3 separate regions of the Homo sapiens genome follow, and regions 1 and 2 are each linked to region 3. A link is a loop called in an ENCODE intact Hi-C map of the cell type or tissue named here. Cell type or tissue: B cell. All regions are shown on one strand. Links, peaks and the distances in the headings refer to the core of each region. The heading gives the core; the rest is flanking DNA. Region 1 overlaps MOB3B (MOB kinase activator 3B). Region 2 overlaps MOB3B (MOB kinase activator 3B). Region 3 holds the start of MOB3B (MOB kinase activator 3B).

Region 1 (10,934 bases), core at 4,261-6,760, 88 kb before region 3:
GTTCATTCATCAACTTATACAAAGCACTTTCATGTGCCTGGCACTATCTAGGCACTGGGTTGCAACACTGAGTGGAAGAGATTCCTACACTCATGGAGCTTCCATCCTCTGTAGGTCTTACTCTACTATTTGCTTTTAAGTTCATGAGGACAAGGTCATGCACGTTTTGTTTCCCACTGTGTTCCAGTGTTTCGCACATTAGCTCACTGTCTGGCATGTGTGAAACAGTCAACAAATATTTGCTGACTGTCTGATTGGCCTCCCGAAGTTACTACTGTACTGTTGGGTACATAGTAAGTAAATACAAGTTGAATTAGACAACTGCTTGCAGGCAATTGTGTCCACAGAAAATGGCAATGCTTCAGACTTGTTATGATGATTTGCATTTTATTTGACTTTTTAGTAAGGAATTATTGATCTTCTTATCTCTGTTATGATTAATATAAATGAATAAATATACATGACAAACAACTTCAGAGTGAAAATAATATTAAGGAAATTAGGCGGGTTATCTAATAGAAACAGAAGGGATCTAGGTCACATTATATTGGATGGTTAGAGGAGTCCTCCCAAAGGAAGGAGAAATTTGAGCGGGGATCTGAATATGAAGAAAGAGCAGCCAGCTATGCAAAAATCCAGGGCCAAGCTTTCCAGACACAAGGAACAGAACGCGCAAAGGCTCGGGGAAAGGGAGTAGGGGGAAGAGCTGGGAGTGGGGGGAAGACCTGGGGGTGGGGGGAGTGTGTTTTGAGAAGCATAAAAAAGCCTAGGGTGGCTGAAGTCCAGCAGGCAAGGGGAAATCCTGAAAGAGGAGATGGCAAAAGTAGCCAGGGGCCTCCTCACAAAGGGTCCAGTAGGCCAAGGTAAGGATTTAAGATTTTATTCTGGTTGTAGTGGGAAGATACTGCACTTTAGAAAGTAGATAGTTAATATGATCTATGTTTTTTAAGAAAATAAATTATTTGCTCTGTGGGAAATGGGCTACAGTTGTGCCCTTCTTGGCATTAAGACCTCTTAGAATCTCAGAGACCACTAGAGGAAAAAGTAAAATAGTTCTAATGTTCTAAACTCTGACCTATTTGGGACTATTATATAATTATAAAGGTATTCATTGAATTTCGTCCTTTTTGGTAATTTTCAAGTCCTACTAATGACAACTTTCCTATCTTTATTGGACATTGTGCTAATCAAGGGGCCATAGCTCTGTTAGCACATTTATTTATTTATAAGCAATCCATTTATTACTGGTCATTGATGAATATGACGAATATAATCTAGCTGATGGACATTAAAAAAATCCAAAAAGGGAACAGCTGATAAATGTCTCCCTTCAACTGCTACAAAGTGTGCAACACTGTCACCAGAGCCCTCCTTTTGAAACTCACTGATGCATTTTACATTTGTCAAATTCATTATTTATGAGCAGTGAGCTATACAATAGAAGCGAGAGTCATCCACAGGGACACATCTGCCTGCCTTATATTTGACAGGGCTTATCTCCAAGGGAAGAGGGCTTCAGTTTTTTATCATGTCAGTTAAAAAATGTACTGATGTGTTTTTAGGCTGGAAACTTCTTCTTAAAGCATGAGATAATGACTTTGCTAAATCCTATTCAAAACAAAGACACACCCAAAAGCTATGAAAGCATAGAAACCACATTGCTATTTCTCAAATGAAGGAGAAAGACTGCTGGACTAGATGAAAAGGGGCCTCTTGTTAAGGCTTCCCATGCAAATATGCCAGGATGCATTTTTCCTTCTCATATTTACTAACACCACGAAGACATTGTGGTACGAACCAGTTTACCTTTTAGAAGCTGGATTCACAGATGGCAGTAACAGTAACTATAAATAGCCAAGAGCACTGAGAAATCTTTTAAGGAAGGTCATCGTCACCCTACCGTATACTACTGCTTCAGCATGGGCAAAGGAGCAGAGAGTTAACCTTAGAGAAAGCTCTAACAGTAAATTCAGGGCACTAGCAGCTGGAAGGTAACTGGATTCAAAGCCCTGTTCCTACCCAGGTCTGGGAGCTCTTACTTGCTCCTTGTTGAAATTACCGTGCCCAGTCTGAGATTGTGACAGGCTTCAGAACTGCTACTGCTGAATTGGTGGTAGGAGGTCCCCTTCAGCTGAAGGAGGCTCAGGACCCCTGATACAGCCAAGAGGATGAGGCAGGTGCCTGAAGGAGACCTAGCAGATGGGCAAAGTGCTGGGGCAAGAGGACCTTGTAGGTCTATTTATTGGGTAATTTTAACAGTTCACTTTGATAATGTCTCCTTGCCAGTTTGTTATAAAGGCTACAATACTTCATGTGAAAAACCTGAGCTCCAGTTTTGGTCATATTTGTTAAAGGACATTCCTCAAAGGGCAGCTGCTGGATAGCACCGTTGGGAGGACAAGGAGCTGCAAGAGATGAAACGTACACTTGCGGCGCCTGAAATAACATGAAGTCCAATCAGCCCCGTGAGTCGCTGTAGACTGATAAGGGCAGCCAGATTCCACAGCCATTTAAAGAGTCAACATGTTTTAGGGCTAAAAAACTTCATGGGCCCCAAAGTGTCAACTCCTTGAGGGGTGACTGAGAAACCATGGCCGAAAAGTCCACCTCAGCAGCAAGTCCAGGAACCTACCACTGACCTTACCTGTTGAAAGAGACTTAGGGCCTCTGGGGTCTTTACTTCTGGGAGCCTCAACGGTTTATTGATATGTGTAGCTTCTACTATGGGAGAAAAACACAACAGCTCCTTTGCAGAAATATGGTACTTACAATATTATTAGCAATAATATTAGTGAATATTTATTGAACATTTTCTACACGCAAAGTCCCATGCATTATCCTATTAAGACCTTACAGCAACCTGAAGACCTAGGTTTCCTGAGGTTACAGGGGAGGAAACAAGGTTAACAGACTGAGGAGTAAAGAGGAAAGGCAAACAGAATCTACCTTTATATACTGGACTGGAAATTAAATGTTACAGACATTGAATTATATTGGTCTGCTCATTTCTTAATTGTGAAACTACAAGGCTAGTTGTCATACTCTAATAATCATTTATTTTTTTCCTCCTTCTCTTCCTAGCCGGTGAGACTTTTATCTTTAAAAGACATACCATACATACATACACACATACATATACACACTCAACATTCACCATAAACACAAATTATTGAACCATCTCATCTGTCTTACCTTATTATGGGAGGTTTTTACCATTGGCACAAATCTTTTTAGTTTCAGCAGACCATGAGTCAAATTCCAAGTATTCAAGACACAATGAGAAAGTAGCAAAGCCATGACTTGAAATCTCTTTATTTCATCCATGCAGGATTTCTTCTGCAGGGACCTCATGCTTTGGTGTCACAGAGAAGCAAAACCTTTTGCTTCTTCAAATTATCCTTTTACTTTTTCCCCCTCTCATGCTGTCTTTGAATATATTCATGTTTGTGTTTTATGCAAAGGTATGCATATATGTGCCCAGAATACTCCTATCACAGATGTCTCTGGCATAGCAAAAAAAATGGAATGGAGCCAGAAAGACCTACTATGGACCTTTATAAGCTGTGACCTGTGCAACATTTGTAACCTCTCCGAGGCTCAGTTCCCTCATTGGGAAAACAGGCAAAAGGCTGTTTTGCCTGTCATGCTTTGGGGGTGGGCCCGGTGGTGGGGGGTAAGGCTGTTGTGAGAGGTAAGGTAGCAATGTAAAGCACCTAGTTAACCTACAGTGGAGAGAAAATGGTAGACATCATTATTACAGTAACTGTCTAAAACAAAATCTAGATATGACAAAACCTGGTTAGCAAGGCAGGTGTAAGATTGGTCTCACCCTAGCAGTAAAACACATTTCATGTAGCATAAGATGTTCTATAAATCCCATTCAGAAATGAGTCTGTCCACAGTGGGCAATACATATCTGCCCATCTGCAGGTTGAAGCAATGTGGCCATGTCTCTTTAATGCTGACTGATGTTCAACTACATCACAGTGCCCTTGTCATGGGGCTCAGTTAATGCTGAATTCAATTATCTATGTAGATGGAAAGAGCAGAGTCATAGATAATAATTCTGAGAACAAATACTTTCTAAATGATTCCTTCTTTTTTTTTTTTTTCCATAATAGCTACCTTACTGTATTACTTGGGTCTTGGCTGATGTTTGGTACTCTATAAGAATACGTATCAATGGATGATGGGAAGAAATTCATGACTACTCTGACCTGGATATTATAGAAAGCTCTCCTGAGCCTGAATATTTGTTGCATAAAATTTGCAAGGTGAATAACTGGTGGTGGTCCACCACTCTCTAATGTATGGCACAATAATTATAAAATATTCATTCAATTTTAAGATATTTTCTGTGTGTGTATCAAGTCCCACCAGTTACGCATCTAGTCTGAATTAGCTCATTAGGTTAGGGTGAACATAGTGCTAAGGAAATCAGAAGATTCATTTTTTTTTTAAAGATCAATTAGCATCTTTCCTTTGGTGCTCCCAAAAACTCTGTGATAAGGAGACCACATAACTGTGAATACTGATGTGAAATGCCATCAGTACTGGTGGGTAAATACCATAAAGCAGCGGTCCTCAACCTTTTTGGCACCAAGGATCAGTTTTGTGGAAGACAATTTTTCCACAGCAGGGTTAGGGTTGGTTTCAGGATGAAACTGTTCCACCTCAGATCGTCAGGCATTAGTTAGAGTCTCATAAGGAGTGAGCAATCTAGATCCCTCACATGTGCAGTTCACAATAGGGTCCGTGCTCCCATGAGAATCTAACACCGCCACTGACCTGACAGGAGGCTGAGATCAAGCAGTAATTCTCCATTACTGGCCACTCACCTCCTGCTGTGCGGCCTGATTCATGACTTCCACCAACAAATGTAATGTCTTTTCTACCGTAACTAAGCACTTACCATGCACTGTGGCCATAACTTTTGCAGTTTGAGAGGCAACAAGAAAATTAGCATAAATTTCTTTTTACTTCACAATTTCACAGGCAGAAGATTCATACCATAGATCTGAGCAACCTTAGCCTACAATTTTTTTCTTTCCTTAAGTCCTTATGTTCACCTTTTCACTTAAAGGAAGCACTTTATGGCTTCTCTTTGGCATATCTGAATTGCTGGCATCACTACTCTTGCACTTTGGAGCCATCATTAAGGAAAATAAGGGTTCCTTGAACACAAGCTCTGTGATACTGCAAAGGTTAACTGATAACCCAGATATCTACTAAATGAGCAATGGGCAGGTAGAGTCTACAGTGTGGGTATGCTGGACAAAGGGAAGGTTCTTGTCCCAGGTAGGACAGAGCAAGATTTCATCATGCTACTCAGAACAGTGTGCAATTTAAAACTTATGAATCATTTATTTCTGGAATTTTCCATTTAATATTTTCAGACCACAGTTGACCACAGGTGACTGAAACAGAGGAAATCAGAACCATAGATAAAGGGGGACTACTATATTGTGAAATTCGTAATGCAATTGTCGCTTGTCTTGTTTCAACCAACATAGTCTAGTGCCTACTAGGTACAAAGGACTCCCTCCCCACCCCAGCAGTGTTCTCAGTGTTGTATGGATCCCTAAGGACCCTTTCAAAGGTACACAAAATCCTCCCCTTTCCAACCACATACTCATGTCAGCCCTGACATGAATCAAAACAATAAACCACAATAGACTGAAAATGCAGAAGCGGATATGAGTCCAGTTGCCTTCTGTTAAACCAGACGTTAAAGAGATTTGTGAAGAGTAAAACAATATTACTCTCTTTACTCAAAAATTTTTTTGTTTTGGGAAATGTAGTTATTTTTCATAAAAAAAGTTATTTTGTTAGCATGTAATGGGCTTATTACTTTCTCAATTAATAAATATTTTTAAATTTTCCTAGTTTTAATTTCTAATATTGTTAGCTGTTGCTAGATATGACCCACATACACAAAAGATCAGGATTTTCAGTAATTTTTAAGAATATGAAGGGGTTCTGAAACCACAGAAAATTTGAGGAGCACTGACTGTTGTTCATCTGTCTTATTTAAATCTTACAGCATCCTAATTCCGTTTTCCTACTTTAATTGTCTTCATAGAACTTATCCTTATCTGACATTATGTCATATATTTATTTGCGTTTTATCTGTTTTCTCCATAAGCCAGTTATTTGCCTACTTGCTCTCAGATCCGTTCTCTATCTTTCCTCAGCAAAACGTGTTTCCCAGGCTCCTTTGCCAAAGACAGTGGGAAGCATTGGCAGGAGACTGGAGGAGGGAAGCAGACAGCCAGGTATTTCTACCTCCCACCCTGCCCTTTCGGGTCAGGCAGTACTGCTATTCACCTTGGCTCCAAGGGACCTCCCCTCTTTGCCCCTGGCTCCTGAGCCCTGGTAACACCCTCTCTGACTTCCCTCATGCAAGCCTAAGGTGGCAGTGGCTTCCGGCTCTTGTTATAATATTATATTGTTGCTTTGCCAGCCCAGTTTGACTTTGAGCTCTCTCAGCACTTTTGTGCTAGTTCTCCACGTTAGCTCCTTTCATTGCACCATCTGGCATGGGGCCTGTTTTCCTGACTGAAATGTAAGTTCCATGAGGTCTGGGCCTGTCTCATCTGCTACCATAACCACAATGTCTCAAGTAAATAATTTTTTCAAAGTAACAGCCCTGTGGGATAAGTGTTAGTATCATTATTTTATATATCTGAAAAATAAGGCTCAGGCAGAATTTGCTCGCCCCAGACAAGTGGGTCTCAAACTCTAGCTTGAATCAGAATTACCTACAGAGCTTTAAAACACAGATTTCTGGGCCACTTCCAGAATTTTTGATTCACTAAATATAGGGTGAAGCCTATAACTGCATTTCTAATAAGTTCCCAAGGGATCCTGATGCTGCTGGTCTAGGACCCACTTTGAGAACTACTGCCCTGCGTGACACAACTGAAAAGCAGCAGGGCCAGTCCTTATGTCTAGTCTTCCCACTGCATCTTGAAGCTTAAGGGTATTTGACACCAAGCTCAACAGTCAGGAACGTGCCACCAAATATACATCAACTCTCCCAATAGCTCACTCTGGGACTGTAGTCCAGATCTCTATTACATTATTCATCCTGTACTCTATTATTTGTAGTCTATACCACACTGAAAGTAACAAGTTTTTAAGTTTCCAAACATACATAAACGATTTCTTCCTTTCTTTTACTGGTCTATCACTGAACCTTCTCAAACTGCGAAAGGTATTCTTAAATATCAGGATTTAGTTGGGGAAAATACCCAACCATATTTGCCATCTTCCCTTTATGATTTTACAGCTTTTCACTTTTTCCCTCTTCCTGAAGAATTCAAGTTAGTCCAATCAGGAACCCCTACTTTTCAATTTCTTAATCATCTTAGAGACCATACCCTGGACCGTCTTCTATTCTCATACACCCACCTTGAGTTGCCCCAAGGGCTGGGCACTCTGATTTCAAGACTCACCATCAGGGTTTTGATAAGAAGGTAACATTTTGGTTTGGTTTTAGCATACTTCCTGATCATGCCCCAATAGCTTTATTAGCCCTGGTAGTTGTTAGACTTCAGAAAACCAATGTACACATGACTGGCCTTCTCCTTGGGCTGTCAATAATTATCCTTTCAGAACAGTGAAGAGCATGAATGGCATATGTATGATACACATTCTTTAGTCTTGCACCTATGCAGATATCATAATCAACCACAGCATGTTCTCTCTGAGCCCCATCTAAGAACATTATATGGCATAATATTTCAAGAGCACAAGGCCATGGCAGATGTTCTGCACCTCCTGTGACATTCCAGTAAATGGAAACCTCTGCCTTTGCAACCCCTGTCCTCTGGGAAAAGAAAGAAAGAGAGAGAGAGAAAGAAGAAGGAAAGAAGGAAGGAAGGAAGGAAAGAAGGAAGGAAAGAAAGAAAGAAAGAAAAAGAAAGAAAGAAAGAAAAAGAAAGGAGGGAGGGAGGGAAGGAAGGAAGGAAGGAAGGAAGGAAGGAGGGAGGGAGGGAGGGAGGGAAGGAAGGAAGGAAGAAAGGAAGGAAGAAAGGAAGGAAGGAAGGAAAAGATAAAATACCCCACATCAACCTGCTTTCTTCCACCTCTTCAGATGTCATTTGTAAATGGAGCTCGGGTATTAGAAGGGAAGGCAGTAAATTTTTTCAAGTTAATCATAAAGATATCTTCACAAGTACATCTGTACTTTAAATAGGTACATATATGAAAAAGTGGGCCTAAATTTTTCTACTTGAAAAGAAATACTTTATCCCAATTTAATCTTTATCATTTCCAGAAAACAGGGAATTATAGACACTACTTTCATCTTGTTTTTAAGTTATTATGTTTTTAGAGAGAGGAAAGGTTATAATTTCATCAAATGCAGCTTAAAAAACTCTGTAGCTTTGTAGTTAGGCAAGTCTGGATTCTAAACCTGGATCAACCACTTACTAGGAGGGTGACTTTGAAAGAAGAAATTTATCTCAGTTTCCTCATTTGAAAATAGGGATAATAATAATGATGGTTAACCAGGACTGCTGTGAGGATTAGAAAAAATATAATAAAAGACCTAGCATATTGCTTGGCCCAGAATAAGTAATAAATGCTAGTTAATATAATTATTACTGTATTTTAAGCTTTGGAATTACCACCTTATTTTAAAAGTGGAATGTATCACTCTTAGTTGGTATTCAAATTTTGATCAACTGATATTCTAATGGATGTAAAAAATTATTTCTTTTCTGAGATCACTGGAACTGTGACATGATCAATAGCGTCTCTCCATTTTTTCTTCAGCTGGTAAATAAATGTGCAAAGGTACTGAAGGCAAAATTCTCCTATGTAATCAAGCAGTAAAAGCTGTAATAAATCAGAGGTTTTTCCTTTTTATATCACTTTGAAAAGGGAAATTATGCTAAAATTTTTTCAGCATTTAATTCTCTACCAGGAACATCCTAAGCACTTTATGTGCATTACGTCACTTAATTCTGATAACCTTACAAAGCAGGTATTATTATTTTTCCCACGTCACCTTCTAGATGGGGAGGTAGTCTCAGAGAAGTTCAGGGTTTGCCAAGCTTACATAGGGAGAGCTTACGTAAGGAGAGGAGCAGATTTAAATCAGAACTGAAGATGAGCTCTGGGACTTTACACTATTTCTGGAAAACAGAAAAAAGCCAGCAGCCATCCCATGTGCCTTGACAGCTACTGCCCACAGGTAGTTTCTAGCGACTCTGGTACCTCGTTGACACATTTGCTCACATTTCTCTTCAAAAACATGGGAAGACAAATGCCCCTGGCTGCAGGCTTTTTCTTTTCCACTTTGAGATGCCAAATATGGATGGCTTATCTGAGGGCCATAATAGGTAAGTCCGCAATATTTAGCAACTTCTTTTCTTCCTGTTAACTGTAGTAGAATTCCCAGGCTGGGTCAAGCAATCAAGGAGGTATTGAAGAGAGTGATCCACAAGTAATTCTCAGTGGTCCCCAGACACTGAGGCCCCACTGTGCTGTCACATCAGGCATTAGGGTAATCTTCAGCTGCACCAGAGACTAAGCAGGAGCCTCCCATTGCCGGCGGATTGTCAAGGGATATGATCCAGGGGGTGGGCAACACAATGAACACCTGACTCTTGGCTGCAGCTTCTCCCTTAATTCTTCGCTGCTCTCCAGTCCTGACGACCTGGGCTGGATGATGTAGAAACATCAAAAGCCTATTGCTGCTTTTGAATAATGGTTATTTCTTTTCCTGAGAAAGAACTAACAACTCTGGCTCCAGTCTCTGTGACGACGAATGTTTTAATCACAAAAGGCCTGAACTAAGGTTCAGTTAGACACATCACTAAGGAGATATTCACATAATAAAAGGCCTCTTCGCCAAGTTTTGTTTAAATATTGAACTCTCAGAGAAATGAAGATGTTAGCCAAGTGACAAAAAATTCAACTGCCTCCCAATTTTTGGGAATACATCTTTTTTTTTAATATGAACTATGTGGCATCCTTCAATTCATTTACACTTGCACTACAGTAGTAGTTCACCACGTGTCTACTTTATACCGAATGTTATGCTGGGTGCTGCATCCTGCAGCAGAAAGAAGATGGAACTGGCTTTGTGCAGGCCACTTGTGCTATGCCTGTGAAATGCCTTCTAAAGTTCTATTAGAGACTCCTTCCTGATTCTAGCTGTCAAGGCCAAGCAACGCCAATCTCATCCCATGAATGTCTACCTTTCCTTTCATTTGTTCCCCAAGCTATAGCAAAAGATGAAGGGAACATGGATGATCAACTCCACAGCCAAATGCTTGAGATAATTATGGACTTTTGATCCTTAGTTCTTTCTAACCTTGATTTACCTGATGAGTCTATTGTATCACACTGAGGCTGTGATACTGAGGGAACTAACGTTTAAAGCTTACTGCTCTATGTCCTAGCATTGTGTCAGGGGCTTCACACGTAGCATGTTATTTTATATTCTTAACAATTCCATGAAGCAGGTACCTGTATATGCATTTTACAGATGAGAAGACAGGCTCAGAGAGACTAAAATTATGCTAGTAAAATCATCATCAGAATTCAAACTCAGGTCTAACAGAAACTAACACTTCTGTTCCTTTTAACTACTCCATCCCCTTCCCAAACTAGCTAGTCTTCCTAGAGCATCCCATTTATTAAGGGGAAAATATGATTATGTGAAAGAAAATATGGACAGAATTATTCACTAGAATAGGAAATTAGCATGAATTTTTTTTTTAAGATATAACACCCAAAGGTCCTGTCTGCAGAGACCTTTGCAGATAACACACGTCCTTATGCCTACAAAGGTTCGTTGAAGGAAAAGCTTGTGAATCACTTTCCACACATGGGGGTGTAAGGCAGGCTAATAATTTGGCCTTCTGGCAAAATGACATCATATAAGTATCTGCATACTCTCTATCTAGAGGCAAGGCAGG
Region 2 (10,934 bases), core at 3,235-5,734, 69 kb before region 3:
GGTTGGGCATTAGTGATGTGGCATTGGGTGAGAAGTGATGAAAACTGGGTCTGGTTGAATCTTGCTTGGACCGTGTGTAGTGCAGTTGAGAAAGCTGGTCTGCAGAGCCACGGAGGAAGAGGAGGAAAAGGAGAAGGTGGAGAAGGTGGCTGCCAATACACAGAGAAACAGAGACAAGAGCCTAAGTGGCCACAGAGAGAGGAAGACAAGAGAAAAAGAGAGACAGTGAGAAGAACTAATCCTGATAATCTTCTAGAAACTGGTTCCAATTCCTTTTGAAGCCTAGCTATGCTTCATGCCTTTTGGGATCCATTCACATTTCCTGAATTAGTCAAAGCCTTACTGTATTTCAGCTAACTTGAGTTGGTTCTGTTTCTTGCCAAACATTCCTAACTATGACAGTATTTGTCACCTTCCAATGTGCCGTCCTTTATACCCTTCATCTCACACTTTAGACAGCACTTTGAGGCAGAACTGTCCAATAGAACTTTCTGTTTCCGTGATAATGCAAATGTGTTATATCTATGGTGTTGAATATGGTACACACTAGCCACATGTGGCTATTGAGCATTTGAAATGTGGCTAATGTGACTGAGGAACAGAATTCTACATTTTATTTAATTTTAATGAATTTAAACTTAAATAGGTGCTCACAGCTACCACACTGGATGGCACAGCTCTGAAGTCTTCGATGCCCTCTTCTCCACTAACTTGTTGATCCTCACGAAAATCTGCTGAGGTTTATAGATTTATAATAGGTCTAATAGATTTATAGTGGGTATCATTCTTCCTGGGTCTCCAAGAGATACAATTACTTGCCTAACAAGATCCCATAGCTAGCTGGAGCATGCTGTTAGATTGAAATCCAGTTTGTTGACTCCTAGCAAATGCTTTCTCTACATGGCCATATATTCCCAAAAGTAATGGACTTCGACTTGTCTTTCCTACTGGTTTACAAAGCTTGTTTTCCCCAAAGCTTCTATCCACATATTCCCCAAAGACTGCTGTATAGATTGGTCGGAGGTGAAGGCTATGTTCCGTGGCCTTGAAATAGAGAGGAGATAACTGATCCACTCATAGGTCAAGCCCCAACAAAATGAGCCAACAGCTGTGGCCAGATTCAGAAGAGCCCAACACGGAATCTGTTAAAATGGGCTTGGAGCATGATCCCACTAACTGTTTTTTCCCTGCCTGTAAGGGGTTCTGCCATTCCACACTCAAACAGGGCTTGATGGTACTTTCAACCTTAAGTTATTGAGGCCAATATACCTAAGACATCCTGATTCCCCCTTATCAACTCTGCTCTTCGCTCAGAATTGCTAACCAGGCGGTGGAATCCCCGCCCCACCCCCAGTCCCAAGGCCTCTGGCTCTCTGCCTGCTCACTTCCTCCCTCTTAACCCCACCCTCTTCCTAACAGGTTTTCACTGAAATGCCATATCCGCAAGGTGGGTTTTTTTTTTCCTATTCACAGGACATTGACCTTTGACCCACTCCCCACCAAAGAGATCCATGTGGAAAAGCAGGTCACATGAAACTTTCTGCCTGAGACAGTCTGTGAAATCACACTTCTGGGTACCCTGGAATAGCACCTGTAAGGATATCAACACAGAAACTCTGCAAAGTCTAGGGAAAGAATGGAGTGATCTCTTTTCCTAAAGAATACCTTCCTAAAAGAGACTTAGCTTGCCTGAAAACAGGCTTAAGAAACCTGAGGGTTTTAGAAGGAAATTTCCAAAATAAAAGAATGAGCTGAAGGTTGGAAATACAGAGAAAGGGTGGTGAGGACTTGTTTTTTAAAAAAACAGACAATAGTCCTTCTATGTCTCAAATGCTTAATTGCTGACAGTAAAACAGTAACCACCAAACAGCTGCCCCCTCATGTCTTGAACAAATGAGACTTGCTCTTCTATTAATCTGATAATGAGGGTACCATCAATGCCCACAGTCCTCAGAGCAACTTTCTTTCATGGCCATACATACCCTTGGTGCCACTAATCCTTCTGTTTTCCCTCAGCCAGGAGTGTCTGCTTGCATGGACACCATTGTGGAAACCTTCCTCCGCACCTGTGCCAGGCTCTTGTGGATGCCATCAACAAACCCCTCTGACACCTCTGACGGGAGCATGTGAATAACACCGAATAATCACAACAAATCCTCCTCATCATAAAGCCTTGCGTGGACTGGCACTCGCAAATATTTAAATAAATATTAAAACACTGTTGGAAATTTGGGAATTTTTCTTCTAGAGATACTCATATAACAAATTTGAAGATATGTTTTTTTTTTTTTTTTGAGACAGGAAGATCACCTGAACCTGGGAGGTCGAGGCTGCAGTGAGCCATGATCATGCCACTGCTGGAGTGGTGTGGTGTGATCATGGCTCACTGCAGCCTCGACCTCCCAGGTTCAAACGATCCTCCTGTCTCAGCCTTCTAAGTACCAGGGACCGTAGGTGCATGCCACAATGCCTGGCTAAGTATTTTATCTTGTATTTTGTAGAGACATGGTCTCACTTTGTTGCCTAGGCTGGTCTTGAACTCCTGACCTCAAGCAATCCTCCCGCTCTGGCCTGATACCAGTCTCTTGAACTGGAAGGACAGGTGGTATTATCTCCATTTTACAGACAAGGAAACAGAGACTCAGATCTCCTAGTGCTTGATTCAAATTTGTAAATGATTCTGACATGGTCAGACATGAGGCTGTCTCTTTAGGTCAAACTTTTGAATCTAAAATGAAGCTTTCTTAAGAAGAAATAGGTTGATCAGGTAGGCCCCCCCCCATGTTTAAAGACAATGGCAATCCAGGATGGATAATAACAGATGTATCATGCCACTGAACGACAGAACAAAGAGGCACCCATCTGTGTCTTTTCCTGAGTGTGAGATGCCATATTGGCGCAGGTACCTGAGAGTTTTGAAATTAAAAAGGGAACTGTAAATGCACCTGGACTTACTTTCCCAGCCCAGAGCCCCCTTGGGACCCCTGCCCATAATTTATGCTGTGGGCTAATCAAATAGTTAGAACAGTGCTTAGCCAATGTGAACTCAGGGATCTTGTTAAAATGCAGGTTCTGATTAGGCTGGTCTAACAGTCTCCCAGGTGGTACTGAATCTACTGGTCCATGGATGACACTCAAAGCATCAAGGCCTGATCTAACTAAGTGATCTTGTTAGAAATGTAGACTCTCAGGCTTCACCCCAAACCTGGTAGATCTAAGTGTGCATTTTAACAAAATCTCAAAAGTATATGATCTGAGAAGTGCTGGGTTGGAGGGCTGCCTGCCTGGCTGAGTAAAGGAATGAATAAACAAACTTCCATTTATTGTTTTGTCAACAGATTGTTTCATAAACAGTCTTCAGTTGAGTGTGGGTATGTTCGAGAAAAAAAAATGAGAGATACTGTTTTGAATACAATCGCCTTGACAGATGGTGACAATGACCAGGTCTTTTGATCTGGACTGACTTGTATAGCCCAGCACCCAGCACCTAGGAGGTCTCCAGTGAATACCTTTTCATAAATGCCAGGTAGAGGGCAGCTGCTGCTATTGCGGCCTCAAGCAGAAAGGTTTCTTTGGCTGAATAAACTGTAGCACTAGCAACAACACAGTGGTTATTTTCTGTCCTGTTTCAGTCTCCAAAAAAAAAAAAAAAAAAAAAAGTCATAAAGTTTTCCTTCTAAGTAGAAATGGAAAGTAAATTCTATGTCATGAACTGCACCCATGACAATTCTGGTTGTTAATAAATATTTGAAACCAATGGTTCATTTGATCAATAAACATTTACTAAAAGCTTTTTATGTGTCAGACACAGGGCTAGGCACTAAGGACATAGAGTTCATAAAAATGTGGTCCCTGTCTATGAAGAATTCACAATTTGGTATGTAGTTTTGAGGTTAGTTATTGACTTTTGCTTTTAATACTATAAAGTTCAATGCACCAACATGCATACTGATGTGACTCCTTCAGAGTATTACTTAGGTCAGGGATGAAACAGGACAATAAAGGGTGAGGTCTTTGGAAAGAGAAAAACAGAAATCTAAATAAATAGCACAAAACTGACAGAAGTTCCATGTGCTCTCCATATTTTCTGCCTAATAGATCAATTATAACAATAAAACATGTGCACTATAAAAACATGCAGAGAGAATTCGGCTGGGCTGCAAGGGAATGTTGACAAGGTAGCTAAGCAACGCACTGGCAAGGAAAGTTCTAATTTTTCTTTTCCTATTGATGTCTTTTGCCTCATTAGTTGAGAAATCAAAGAGTCCTTGCCAGGGATAAGGAAGAAATAAAACAACTCTCCCAGTCACTCCTGAGAGATCCATCTTCTCTAGCCAGGCCCACCTCTAAGAGACCTTGGTGGTACTGAAGGGTGAGGGGGTTAGGAAAGGAGAGGGACTGAAGCTGATACCAGTTGCAGGAAAGGCAGTTCAATATCTTATCTGTGAGGTGGAGGACTCCTCCTGGCAGGATCAGCTGCCAGGATGATTCATTTCCTATAGGAAGGCCATAAGAGAAATGCCCCAGAAACACCCCGCATGAAGGAGGTTTAGTGTCATCTTCATTGCCAGGCACAGAGCTGACTTAACTGAATGTTTGCTGAATGAATGAGTAAATGACAGTGAATTACGAACATTTTACATCACAGTGAAACCACAAAAGAGGAACCAAAGTGGATCTCCTGTCTTCAGTTATTTGGGGACTCTATGTCAATCTGTAAGCTCACTGCCAACTCACTGAGGCCGCTGGGATACCCTGAAGTAACAAGTCTGCCTCCTGAAAGGACAAGACTTCAGCTCAACTTTTCTTTCAAATGAGCTGCTCCATTCCTCTGTGTTATCTGAAATTCCACCTCTTCAGAATCAAAGAATGACCAGTCTGATTTCTCATTTTCCCACTATATTGTTCTCTTTATAGCTGGAATAGTCCTTGGAATCGTCCTCCCACTTCCCAAATATTGAATTAAAGTAGATTGGGTTTTTATTTTAGAGGGGTGTATGTATGTGTGTATCATAAAATGAACATCGTCTGACCTTTCCAGGATCCAATAAAGGATGTGCCTAAGATGCAATTCCATCAGCCCTTATGCACTGTTTACCTTATGCCTACTTAGTAGGTGCCATCTTTGCCCACAGGACAACCCCAGAATGGAAGAGATTCCTGCCTGAGAAGCAGCTTTGCTATTTTTTTCCCCAACGAATTCAACTCCTCAACTTTGAGCTGTCATATCACTGCATTTTGTTACATTAGTTGGGAGAAACCTTGCTGCCTCATTTTAATCTTCAAAGATATGCATGGTTTCAGAGCTTAGAATGCTCACATTATTTCTGAACACAGATGAAGTTAGTACAAATAGGTGTAACCGTACAGAAGTCTGTCACAGGACTATTCTGCTCATCTTCTAGCTCTTCAATGGTCGTTTGAATTGCATTCTTGCTGTTTCACAGGCTTATTGTTTTGGTCATCAGTGCAGACATTCTAGCATCAAATGTGTAAGTAAATAGTGCCAAAATGAAAGCATTACCTGTAACCTTATACACTGTAGCAGCAGCAACAGCTACAATAGATGAATGCACAGGTGTTTTCAGCAAAAACCTATAATGATTCATCATCATTCAGAAGAGGACACTTAGTGGTGAGAAAGAATGGAAAGAGTAAAAGAAAAGAGTGGGATTTGTTTGGTATGGTTTGAAACATTACCTACTGACAGTCCATGGAACAAAAGACAGAGTTTTAAAAAATGTTTTCTGAAATAAAGAGAATAATGTTCCTTCTGGACACCAGTACCAACTAGCTTAGATTCCCAACAATGACAAAGATGAAGACCTTTTGGTCAAACCTTGGGCAGGGTTGATCCAATCTTACTGCAGTTGTAAAAATAAATAGTAAAGTAAAATTATTACAGGATAAAAGCTCAGATGACCTATTTAATCTTATAAAGATTATAAATCTTATAATGACATCCTACTGATTATACTGATTTTTTTTAAAAGAAAGAGAAACTTCTCTAAGTCAGTGAGAGATTTGGTATATTATTTCCAGATATTTAGACTAGCTGGAAAATATTCATTTTTGTGGCTTAAAGAAAGACACGTGAATTGAAAAAAACAATATCTAAGTCAGGTGAGGGTAGAAGAATGGGGGATGGGATGAGAACTACAGATAAAGCTTAAGTTATAGCTGAAATAAAAAATTAAGGCAGGTAAAAAATGTAAGTATTTTTACTTTTTAAAGCATGAGTGTATATCAGCTGATATGATGTCACTCTGAACCTTGAACGGATATTGAGATAAGTATTTTTACTTTATAAAGCATGGGTGTATATCAGCTGATATGATATCACTCTGAACCTTCAGTGGATACTGGGATAAAGGTCATTGTCAGTTACCCTTTCTTTTTCTTTGAAACAGCGTATGTCAATCCTTTCTTGGAAAAGTCTTAAAGGAAAAAGGTTCAAATTCAAGGAAGTTGGATCCTGTAACTGACAACAGACTTGTTTACTCTTAGCCACTAAGTGAACTTGAGTCTCAAAGTCTGAAAAATTTCTAGCCCTAGCACCATGAGAACTTATGTATGACATCTGGAACCATTGCAAAAGATCTTTGCAGGAAGGTGGAGAACACAAAATGGGCAAGAAGACTGGAAATTCGAAAATACAGTTTGAATTTTCAAAAGATCATAAGTTTAAGTTTGACAGGGGATAGGTAAAATTAACACCAAGAGCAGGCAAGATTAAGAGGCACTAAAGCCCAGTGGCTAACAGCACACAGCTTTTGCAGGGTTGCTGCAAGAATTCAAACAGTTTACGTAAAACACTTAGCATTAGCAAGTACTGAATATAGTATAGTGGTTGTTGCTATCATCATGTTCATCATTTGAATCATATTATGATACAAGTTTTACTAGAGAGTCAGATTCTTGAGAGACCAGTCACCTAGAATCTATCTTAGGATGCCTAAAATTCTAATTATATAATATTAACAATGGTATTTATTAAGGACTTCCTATTTATTTTAGTTTTCACAACCTTATGAATAGGTATTATTATTATTATACCTAATTTACGCTTAAGGAAACTGAGACACAGTGAGATTGAAGCTATATCCTGATCACAGAACCAGTAAGTAGCCAAGCTGACTCCAAACCTCTTACCACCTACTTAAAAGTGCCTCTTTAGACAGTTGGGTAGTTAAAGAAAAAAAACAAAACAGAGGAAGTTCTGGGGTACACCTAAGGGGGTCAGGGAGGAAATGGGAGAAACAGAGACCTAGCCCTATGTACATTGTCATGTGCCACTCCAGAAGAGATCTATTTCTGGAAACTTCGCGGTCTAGATTCAAAAGACCTGGATTCAAATTCTGGCAATGACTTTAGCTGGCTATGTCTTTGAACAGACACTTTTTATGAATCTCAGTTTTGTCTTCTTTAAAGATGATGGTGGCTGGGCACAGTGACTCACGTCTGTAATCCTAACACTTTGGGAAGCTGAGCCAGGCTGATTGCTTGAGCCCAGGAGTTCGAGACCAGCCTAGGCAACATGGCAAAACCTCATCTCTACAAAAAATACAAAAATTAGCCCAGTGGGACACGCCTGTAGTCCCAGCTACTTGGGAGGCTGAGGTGGGAGGATCACCTGAGCCTGGGGATGTCCAGACTGCAGTGAGCCATGATTGCACCACCGTGCTCCAGCCTGGGCAGCAGCATGAGACCCTGTCTCAAAAAAAAGAAAAAAGAAAAAAATAATAAGGATAACGGTTAATGGTGCTTACCTTTATTGTAAGGTTACTGTGAAAATTAGAAGAGATATTGCCAGTGAAAGTGCTTCACAAATGGAAAACAATTATATGGTTATTGACATAGTGACTGATAAAAGAAACTATGACTTTTGACTTAATATCAAGAAATGATGTGAGAAACAGAAAATGATTCAGTTCAATGCAAATGTGTGTTTACGAATAAGAAATAGGCAGGAGGTGGTAGGGGTGGGGGGCACGGTGGCAATGGAAGCCCTGCATAGGAGGAAAGAAAGAAAGAAAATGCTTCATTCTTGCTTAATTTGGGTGGACTTCTAATTCTCAGGCAAAAAGAAATAATATTAACCTCAGTGATTTGATAATGAGTTAACAATATTCCCCAACATTTATAACACACTTACCCTAATATTTTGAGGGAGTTCCAGTATTTTTTTGCATATAATAAATCTAATGCAATATGGCTTATTTCATGAATTTGGGCAAATTATATCCACCATGCCCTCCCACTAATCCCTCAAACACTTTTCAGAATAGCATATAAATACTCTACATTTAACACATTACATTCCTGGTTATAATCCAGTTACAACCTCTGTATTCTGATAACAGAAATGACTTTCTAAACTGTTTAAAAAGTTATTTTTTATATTAGCTCATTTTCATGCTGCTGATAAAGACATACCTGAAAATGGGAACAAAAAGAGGTTTAATTGGACTTACAGTTCCACATGGCTGGGGAGGCCTCAGAATCATGGCGGGAGGTGGAAGACACTTCTTACATGGCAGCAGCAAGAGAAAAATGAGGAAGAAGCAAAAAAAGAGACCCCTGATAAACCCATCAGATCTCGTGAGACTTATTCACTATCACGAGAATAGCATGGGAAAGACTGGCCCCCATGATTCAATTATCTCCCCCTGGGTCCCTGCCATAGCATGTGAGAACTCTGGGAGATATAATTCAAGTTGAGATTTGGGTGGGGACACAGCCAAACCATATCATTCTGCCCCTGGCCCCTCCAAATCTCACGACCTCACATTTCAAAACCAATCATGCCTTCCCAACAGTCACCCAAAGTCTTAACTCATTTCAGCATTAACCCAAAAGTCCATAGTCCAAAGTCTCATCTGAGACAAGGCAAGTCCCTTCCACCTATAAGCCTGCAAAGTCAACAGCAAGCTAGTTAATTCCTAGACACAATGTGCGTACAGGTATTGGGTAAATACAGCTGTTCCAAATGGGAGAAATTGGCCAAAACAAAGGGGTTACAGGGCCCATGCAAGTCCGAAATCCAGCAGGGCAGTCAAATTTTAAAGCTCCAAAATGATCTCCTTTGACTCCAGGTCTGACATCCAGGTCATGCTGCTGCAAGAAGTGGGTTCCCATTATTTTGGGAAGCTCCACCCCTGTGGCTTTGCAGGGTACAGCCTCCCTGCTGGCTGCTTTCATGGGCTGGCATTAAGTGTGTGTGGCTTTTCCAGGTGCACAGTGCAAGCTGTCAGTGGATCTACCATTCTGGGGTCTGGAAGACGATGGCCCTCTTCTTACAGCTCCACCAAGCAGTGCCCCAGTAGGGACTCTGTGTGGGGGCTCCAACCCCACATTTCCCTTCTGCACTGCCCTAGCGGAGGTTCTCCATGAGGGTCCCGCCCCTGCAGCAAACTTTTGCCTGGGTATCCAGGCATGTCCACACATCTTCTGAAATCTAGGGGGAGGTTTCCAAACCTCAATTCTTGACTTCTGTGCACCCACAGGCTCAACACCACGTGGAAACTGCCAAGGCCTGGGGCTTCCACCCTCTGAAGCCACACCCTGAGCTCTACGTTGGCCCTTTCGGCCACAGCTGGAATGGCTGGGACACAGGGCACCAAGTTCCTAGGCTGCATACAGCACGGGGATCCTGGGACCGGCCCACAAAACCACTTTTTCCTGCTGGGCCTCTGGGCCTGTGATGGGTGGGGCAGCCATGAAGATCTCTGACATGGCCTGGAGACATTTTCCCCATGGTCTTAGGGATTAACATTAGGCTCCTTGCTCCTTATGCAGCCGACTTGAATTTCTCCTCAAAAAATGGGTTTTTCTTTTCTACTGCATCGTCAGGCTGCAAATTTTCTGAACTTTTACGCTCTGTTTCTCTTTTAAAACAGAATGCATTTAACAGCACCCAAGTTACCTTCTGAAAGCTTTGCTGCTTAGAAATTTCTTCCGCCAGTTACCCTAAATCATCTCTCTCAAGTTCAAAGTTCCACAAATCTCTAGGGCCACCAGTCTCTTTGCTAAAATATAACAAGAGTCACCTTTGCTCCAGTTCCCAACAAGTTCCTCATCTCCATCTGAGACCACTTCAGCCTGGACCTTATTGTTCACATCACTATCAGCATTTTTGTCAAAGCCATTCAACAAGTCTTTAGGAGGTTCCAAACTTTCCCACATTTTCCTGTCTTCTGAACCCTTCACATTGTTCCAACCTCTGCCTGTTACCCAGTTCCAAAGTCACTTCCACATTTTCGGGTATCTTTTCAGCAACGCCTCACTCTACTGGTACCAATTTACTATATTTGTCCATTTTCATGCTGCTGATAAAAACATACCCAAAACTGGGAAGAAAAAAGGGGTTTAATTGGACTTAGAGTTCCACATGGTTGGGGAGGCCTCAGAATCATAGTGGGAGGCAGAAGGCACTTCTTATACGGCAGCAGCAAGAGAAAATGAGGAAGAAGCAAAAGCAGAAACCCCTGATAAACCCATCAGATCTCGTGAGACTTATTCACTATCACAAGAATAGCACGGGAAAGACCGGCCCTTATGATTCAATTATCTCCCCTTGGGTCCGTCCTACAATATGTGGGAATTTTGGGAGATAAAATTCAAGTTGAGATTTGGGTGGGGACACAGCCAAACCATATCATTCCTGTTATCATTCCTGTTATCAGAATCCAGAGATCCTGCCAGAAGGATTAAGTCTGCATTTCTAGAAACTCTCAAGAGAGAACAGACAACCATCTAGCTAGATGATTTCTCATTTTTCTACATGAAAAACAGGTACACAAAGCAGGTAACCCTGAGATAAAATTGAGACAAATAATTAATGATTCTACCCACTCTATTCTCTCAAACATGCCAATAACAAGTTAAAAAAAAAGTTTGAAATGAAATTGAGTCAGACATGTAATTGCAAACCA
Region 3 (7,677 bases), core at 1-2,500:
CAGCCCCAACGCCTTTGGCTAGAGATTGAAATCCTCTGGAACCAACCACTGGACGCTCTGGATTGGGGCGGAACGCGCTTCCACTGTCTCGAAAGCAGCACCTTCTCGGATTTGAGCCTTTGCGGCGCGCCTGGGCTGAGATCTGAGAAATGCGCCCTGGGCCACAGGCAGCAGCGGAGGCGGGGAAGGAACAACTTTCCCTCCGCCCTCTAACCACAAGGGCGGGGTGGGGCGGCCTCGCTGGGGTCGGGCTCCTCCACTTTCCCAGCTGGGATCCCCTGCCGGAGCTGGCGTGGGGGCCGGGGAGGGGGACCAGAGGGGCTTCCTTCTCTCCCCAAGCCCCGCCAGATGTTGGAAAGGCAAACAATAGGGGAAACGCGGAGAAACAAAAGGCCATTCGCCACGATCTCAGTCGGCTGCGTAGAGAGATCTCTGTGGGGAGGGTTAGGGGAGAGGGTCAGGAAAGAGCGCGAGGGGGGGGATCCCGAGAGATTTAGAGTCTCTGGTACTTGCCAGGCACCAGGGGTCGGCGCTTTACCCTCCCAGCAGGGGTCTGAAGGTGGGAAGGGGCAATCAAAGAAAACTTGAAGGGTTTTCACCTTCTTCCCCAGTTCAGGGAAAGGGAGGGGCTGGGATTCCAGATGTTTGACAGTTGTTGGCCCCAAAGTTAAGCGCGATTTGTACGGCCTTTACACGCTCCCCACCTCCGTGAGGCATCGTCAGCCCCGGGGGCGACCTGGCTGACGGTGCGGACTTCCCCTACGCTGCCCCAAGCCGAGACTCCTCCCTCAGGATCAGGACGCCCAAGCGTTGTCCCCCAGCCCAGGCGCACTTTTGTAAAAGTTTGTCTTCCCGCCACCCACAGCCCAACACGCACCCTGCAGGCGTCCGCGGCTGGGGATGGGCTCGGAGTCTTGCACCCCGAAAGAAGGACGATCTTATTGATTTATATCTTTTCAAATCAAGGACAAATCAAGATCCCGGGGTGGAAAGTGGGCGACCCTTGTTCCTGCCGGGAAGTGCACACGAGGAGCCGGCCAGAAACCCAGGCGCCGGCAGGGGTCTGAAGAGGACTCCAGCCCCGGAAGCCCGTGGCCGGCGGGCAGAAGACCGGTCCGCCGCCTCCCGCACCTTCTTGCACCCGCGCCCAGGTGCGCCCCAAACCTCGCCGCCCGCCCGGGCGAGATCGGGAGCGAGCAGCCACCGGGCTGCGCCGCCTCCCCTAGCTTGGAGCGGGTTCTTACTCACCGTGGGGTTTTACCTCCAGCCCAGGGCCCGGTCGGCTCCCTTCGCCGGGTCAGCTGCAGCCAGCGCGAAAGAAAATGGTGAGCTCGGGGCAGGTGGGGCGTCGCTTGCCAATCCACGCAAGGGACTCTGCCGCCGGTGCGCGAGGTCCCGGCGAGCCAACCGGCGGACGGGCGAGCGCCTGGCTCCAGCTGCAGCCGCCGTCGCTCCGGAGCAGCCCCCTCATGCACCCAGCGCGCCGCGCAGCCGGCCGGGGCTCGACTGTCTCGCGGGGACGCCGAGCGGGGACCCCTGGCGGCCGCCTGCGGTATGGCAGCACCGTGGAGAGAAAAGTCGTCTTTGGGATCATCTTCCCTCCGGAAAGAGATGGGACATGACCAGTCTAAGGGGGCTTCCAGCCTTGCAGAAAAGACACTGGGCCAGGGCAGTGAAGAAGGTGTCAGATCAGAAAGGATGATCTCTGGGTCCACAACGGCCACTTCCAAGGCACCTAGAGAGGGGGAAACAGTTTGCCTTCCCCAGGATTTTCTGATTGTTGAAAAATACCATGAACTGCCTGACACAGAGCGGAGCATAAATCATTGGAAAATACTCAGATTCTAGTGGATTTACTAGAACACACTGGGAGTCATGGATGAACCTGGATTTTAAAGCTCAACCCACAGCCCGCCACTCTCTACTTGTGTGGTCTTGGTCTATCTACAACCTTAAAGCCTCAGTATTCTCCTCCGTAAATTGGCGGGGAGCAATATCACCCTTGCAGGGTGATGGTTACGGGTAAACTACATTTGAAACGTTTTTATAGTTTATAGTAACAGAAATCAAATATGAGCTTCCTGCCTTCTGGAGAAAAAGAATTGGATCTTTCACATTTTTCTATTACCCATATGATCACATCTTAATGCATATTGATTGAACTGTACCAAATGACGAAGTACTGCATTTTACCATTCTTACTACACACTTCAAAGAGGTGTGGAAATATATTAAGTAGAAATTAGGATATATAGAGAAAACATCCCTCCTCCAAAAGAGGTTTCTGCAACTAACTACGAAGTGAGAACTTCTAAAATCACTTACATCTTTTGCAATATCATCTCAGATATTGTAAGAAACATTTAATAAATAGTCATGACTTAATGATATCAACCCTGGATTAAATGACTCTAATTCTGTGTCACTTTTGTGTAATGTAAAGATACCGATTGTGAATATAAGACTCAAATATGGGAAAACTGCCAGATACAAAAATACAGCCGCTAAGCAATATTTCTGTTCATCACCGAGGAATCTCATTTCCAAAGTGCCCCAGTTTTTAAGAGGAAGAACACCAGAGTCAGACAGACCCATAGCAGCTGAGTCTAACCTTTCTGAAGCTCTGTTACCTCATCTTATAAAATGAGGATAATATAGGTAGCTGTCATTCAATGAAGGAATGCATACAACATGCTTAGCATAACACCTGTCACATGGTAAGTGCTCCAGGGTCACCACCTATCATTGTTTCCAGCATACAGTTATCACCCCACCGACATGTAGCCCCTCCCTCATGAGCTCAAGAGCCCCCAGCACGTGTTCTACTCACACACGCACAAGCTTCAGTGTCCCTTAAGATGTTATCTCCTGGAAAGTAGGAACAGAAAGAGAATATTTTCAGGTAGTTTGGAACAGAATGAATAACATTCACATTCCTTGCCCAAGTCAGTACAGATTAATTTCCATCATTTCCAACTCATACTTTATACATTTCCCATAAGAGGAAAATCATGCTGGTTTTCAGTAGCATATGAAAAAAAAAAAATTCCAAGAGGATTCTTTTGCCAAGCCACTTCATTACAGCTTCCCCTTAGAGGATACCAAAGAAGCACAGGGATATTGGAAAGGTGTCACCATAGCAACATTGTAATAGACAGATGACAATAGAGTAAAAGCGAAGAAAGCACATTTGCATAGTCATTGACAAACTTGGACCTACAGTCATATTGCTCTGGGCAGCAGTGCTCAGAGTCCAAGGGCTACTCAAAGTAAATTTGGTAAGAGGCTATTTCTATTCATTTTGGCTGAGTCTGACTACCCAGTTCATTGTGCTCATGTGTGTGCTAATTGTAATTGTTACAGGCAGTTCACTAACAAACAGCAGACATCCTCAAGAGTCCCTTTCATCCTAAGCAATGTGAGTTCACAAATCTAAATGTGTACCTAATAAATCTTCAATAGTAAAGCGTACTTCCTCCTTACCTGCTTCTGTTTTGTTTTCAAAACCTTAAATAGTCACAGGTATAGAGAAATTGTCTCAATGCTTATGGGAGCTTCTGTGATAACTTATGTTAATTAACTCTGGGTACTGAAAAGAAACAAACGTGCATGGCTTCCCCTAAGCACTGAGGTAATGGCAATTCAAATAACAGCAAATTTATATATGTGATATACACAGATTTATATATATATAAATATATCACATATAGATATATAAGAAGACATCATATATATATACACACACATTTTAGAGATCATATATATCTTTTAAGCAATTTCAAACCATACAAGAATCCATATATGATCTTAAGGCATAATTTCTGCCAGCATACTTCTCAACATTTATAATGACACTAAATGTCTATAGTCGTTTCCTCTGAAATGCACATTACATCAATCCCTTTTTGTGAAAGTGGAACTAAGGCATAAAAAGGTCAGAGTTCAGGAGCTGGGAAGAACATATGACAGTGTTCAAAGTTGTTTCAGTGACAGCTGAACAAGATAGTGTCATGTGGAATCATAATGGACAATTATCTGCTTTCTGGTCTATAGGAATAGAGTGAGTGTTCTTTCCCAAGTTTAAAAAAAAATTATTGAAAAGAGACTGTACTCTTTCTTCCTGCTCTTAGAATCTGTTTTGTTTATAGTGACCCAATGCTCCTTCATATCTATCAGATGGTATTTTTTTCTTATTTAAAAATACCCATGTGGTTGAGGCTGCAGTGAGCTATGATTGCACCACTGCACTCTAACCTGGGCAATGAGACCCTGTCTCAAAAAAAAAAAAAAAAAATAGTTTGTATCCTTAATAAGCGACCCTTCTTCTCAAGAGATGAGCCTGATGTTTCTGTCTGGCTTAACATTAGCCAGGTGTGGTACACTTGTGATCTGCCTCAGTATTCTGAGTAATGGAGAGGAGTTCTCTCACTGTGAAACAGGTCAACTTAGATACGATCCAAAAAGGGTTAGTTGCCAGGAGAACCAAAGTCTAAGGTAGTCATATCTACAAGCCCATAGCCTGGACCCCCAAATTAATCCTACAGTGAGACTTTAGCACCTTTCACAAGTGGAGAAATCAGACCACTGTGTGCTCAATGGGTTTGGAATGTTGTGCTTTCAAAGTAATTAATACAGAAAGGCATAGAAAGATAGAGAAGAGACTAGTGACTCATGGATGCTTCCAACGTGATATAACGCCCCTTTCTCTTCTAAATAGTAAAATAATGAAGATCTCAAAGAGACTTTCTCTCTTTGAGAAACACAGCTTTACTGCTTTTGTGATCAATGCCCACTGCCCTCACCAACAAATCAGTCATTAATTCCCAACTGCCTTGCATTGCAAATATAGAAAAAAAGGTTTTTGGATCTCCTTAGCTCTCTTTGAATGTCTATAGGAAAGAAATGAAGGAAGTAAACTTTTCTACTGCCAGACTGAAGGTAGATTTTGATAAACTTGGAACCTCTCCAAATCACCCTCTACCCTCCTGGCATAGAAAATAAACAAGATTTTTCCCTTTACATCATAATTAAGGAAAGAGACAAAAATGAAGGTATCATCCAACCTGATCTTCTTTAGCCTCTAGCTGTTCTAACGACACAGAACTATTTTCTCAAGATTCCAATTAGGTTTGCTATACTGCTCAATATTAATTTCCTCTTAAGAAGCTACTTCACCATTTGGAAAGCCCCTTGGGTTGAATAATTATTGAATTTCTAAATGGCCTCTGGCTAGCCTCAATTGCATGAGTGTTTCATGTACAGTAAGTAATATGAAAGAGGCTTGCCTTGGGTATTGAACAGCCTCTAATGATGCTTTTCAGAGGGAAAAAATCCCTCTGAAAAGATTTTTGGAAAAGTTTCAGTTAAATTTTTCCCAAGTCTTCTTGTCTACTGCTCAGCAGAGTCTCTGTAGAAATGAATAGATAACTTCCTTCCTTCATTTTTCCCTTCCTTTTTTCTTTCTTTTATCCTGCCCTCTTCCGTCTTTGTTTCTTTCTCTTCTCTTCTCTGTTAGAGGATTTATGATAGCTAGGTAACTCATTAAGGTTTCTATCCAGTGTCCCAGAAGAATAATTCTTCTTTTTAATAAAATGAATTACATTTTCATTCCCTTTCCTTGTCTTTTTGTTTTCCTGTGTTCTTTTTGGTTTCTTTCAGCAGATGATAAACGATGTTTTCCTTTGAAATTGCTTCTCACTCCTGCTCAGACGGTCAGCATGAGAAGTCAAAAGGAAAGCATACACACTAGTAAGAGAATCAGGGCGTGGAAAAGGGTCTCTAAGACCCCAACCCCCAAGAAGGAGATGGAGACCCAAACATGCCAGTCATCAGTTTGAGGCTCATAGCTTGTTAGTTTAGAGCCAGATTTTGTACTTGTAGTTTGAGGAGCACAGCTTGTTAGAATCCAGATCTCATGGCTTTTAATCCAGAAATATTTCTTTGTTTGGGAGTTGTTTTTCATTGTTGCTGTTGGCCAGTAATTACGGTACTCTTGTGAAAAGGCTGTTTTATAGGTCAGTTATTTGGAAAGGCCGTTTTCCGTTTGTTTGGTACTGAATAAATGTGCTTGCCTTGTTCATTTGGCAATGTCCTGAGCTCCTCAATCTCTCAGTCCCTTCTTTTAGAAACAATGGTTTGCCTACAGGATGCCAGGTGCTTTTCTCAGGGCCCTGCTCCTGTTATATTTGATTTCTCTGTCAACCTTTTTACACTACTACATACGCCCAGAGTGACAGAAAAAAGGGAGAAGAGAAAGAAAGCAAAAGGAAACGAGAAAAGGAAGTTGAAAGCAAAAGAGGAAAGAAGGAAGGAAGGGAGGGTGGGAGGAAGGAAGGGAGGAAGGGAGGGAGAGATGTTGAAGATCACCAGTGACTTATACAGGAAAATTAATGATCAGATATCCTTTGTTAAATTTTAATACTGGCAGTCATGTCTGTTATTAGGGAATCCAAAAGTGATGAAAAGCAATCTCCCTTCCTTCTCCTCTGCTCTCCCCACTCCTACCCTACTACGCCCCAGGTTATACTTCACTGCATCTACTTGGATGATGACATAGGAGTCTGGCATTATGTTTCCTTAAAATTTGTCTGCCTTTTGTGGGGTTTGGTTGCCAACCACCCCTCTTATCCTACCTGCAATTTCCTCATTCCTTGTTTTATTTTTAGAAGAACACACCTACCCAGACACTCATTCTTTTTTACAAGTAGTCTAGTTGAAATGTGTTGACCTTGACCCCTATCGGCAGAACTGCTCAGCTGACCCATTGACTCTTGAGAAATAATAAGTAGTTGTAGTTTTAAGGTGCTACATTTTGGAGTGATTTGTTATGCAGTTTTATTGTGGCAATAAATAACTGATACAGATAATGTGGTGATCTTGATGAATACAAGAGTGCCTGGCCCGTAAGTAGACACTCAATAAATGTTGGACTGGAATGAACTGGCAAATAGAGTAAATTAATATTCATCAATAGGGGCTTAATTAAATATGTTGTGACATAGCCTAACAATGGAACACAATGCAGGTATTAAAAACAATGAATAAAAATTCAATGAGTTGATGGCTTAGGATTTGTATATTTGTCTGTGTATTATATTACATATCAGTAAAGAAAGCCTGTATACAAAGCAGCATGATAGCCTTTTAATATTAAAAAATCTACAATGTATATATTCATAGGAAAGTATCTGGAAGTACATATACCAAGATGTTGACAATGGTTCTCTAGGTAGAATCATAACAGGTTAATTTAAAATTTTTTCTATACTTCTTTATTTTATTTGAAGACGTTCAACTTTATTTTTTATAATAACAAAAGAGTAAGGTGATAAGATACTCTTTTCCTGAGTCCAGGACACATGGGGTGAGCTACCCTGATATGACATTTTCTCTTTCTCTCCCCAAAGCACAATGAAGATCTTGAAGGGCACACAGAGAGAGGGAAGGCAACAGAGGCAGGCTTTGTTGGACACCAAATGAATGTACTGAGCCATTGTTCCAAGACAGCTCTGTATTTTAAAGCTCAGCATGGGCCAAATTCAACCTCTGGATGAAATATGTGATTCTTGTGGCATTGTCAGAAGTGGCAAATGGATTCTCTCCTCCTAAATGTGGTGTGACTCTCCCATCAACCACAGGTAGCAAGTAACGGCACACTTGCCACGACCTCTACTGTCT

Evidence for each region. Peaks named below come from ENCODE experiments on the same cell type or tissue, not always from the same donor. Only the 100,000 strongest peaks of a DNase experiment are listed, where the experiment ranks them.
Region 1: a loop joins it to region 3, with 5 times the contacts of the local background. A loop is called at or near these places in 18 of 110 quality-filtered maps.
Region 2: a loop joins it to region 3, with 5 times the contacts of the local background. A loop is called at or near these places in 22 of 110 quality-filtered maps.

The regions. Positions count from the first base shown.
Region 1 is chr9:27,436,282-27,447,215 of GRCh38, forward strand. The region is part of intron 2 of MOB3B (MOB kinase activator 3B); the gene reads right to left. Among named protein-coding and RNA genes, the nearest start is that of IFNK, 83 kb to the right of the region's middle. In B cell, for the core only: no CTCF peak of the experiment used is centred there; a DNase peak (open chromatin) is centred at 5,590; H3K4me3 peaks cover 560 bases; H3K27ac peaks cover 1,628 bases.
Region 2 is chr9:27,456,240-27,467,173 of GRCh38, forward strand. The region is part of intron 1 of MOB3B (MOB kinase activator 3B); the gene reads right to left. Among named protein-coding and RNA genes, the nearest start is that of IFNK, 63 kb to the right of the region's middle. RefSeq lists an enhancer at 9,010-9,511. In B cell, for the core only: no CTCF peak of the experiment used is centred there; a DNase peak (open chromatin) is centred at 4,652; H3K27ac peaks cover 1,491 bases.
Region 3 is chr9:27,528,307-27,535,983 of GRCh38, forward strand. It overlaps MOB3B (MOB kinase activator 3B), which reads right to left and starts at 1,508. Exons shown (of 4, transcript NM_024761.5): 1 at 1,249-1,508. LOC124902107 (dapper homolog 3-like) reads left to right here and starts at 150. Exons shown (of 2, transcript XM_047424279.1): 1 at 150-420; 2 at 714-2,394. The coding sequence starts at 150. The coding sequence ends at 1,702. RefSeq lists silencers at 236-285, 1,256-1,555, 7,485-7,677. In B cell, for the core only: CTCF peaks have their summits at 1,555 (motif pointing left) and 1,754; DNase peaks (open chromatin) are centred at 165, 765 and 1,465; H3K4me3 peaks cover 1,880 bases; H3K27ac peaks cover 1,435 bases.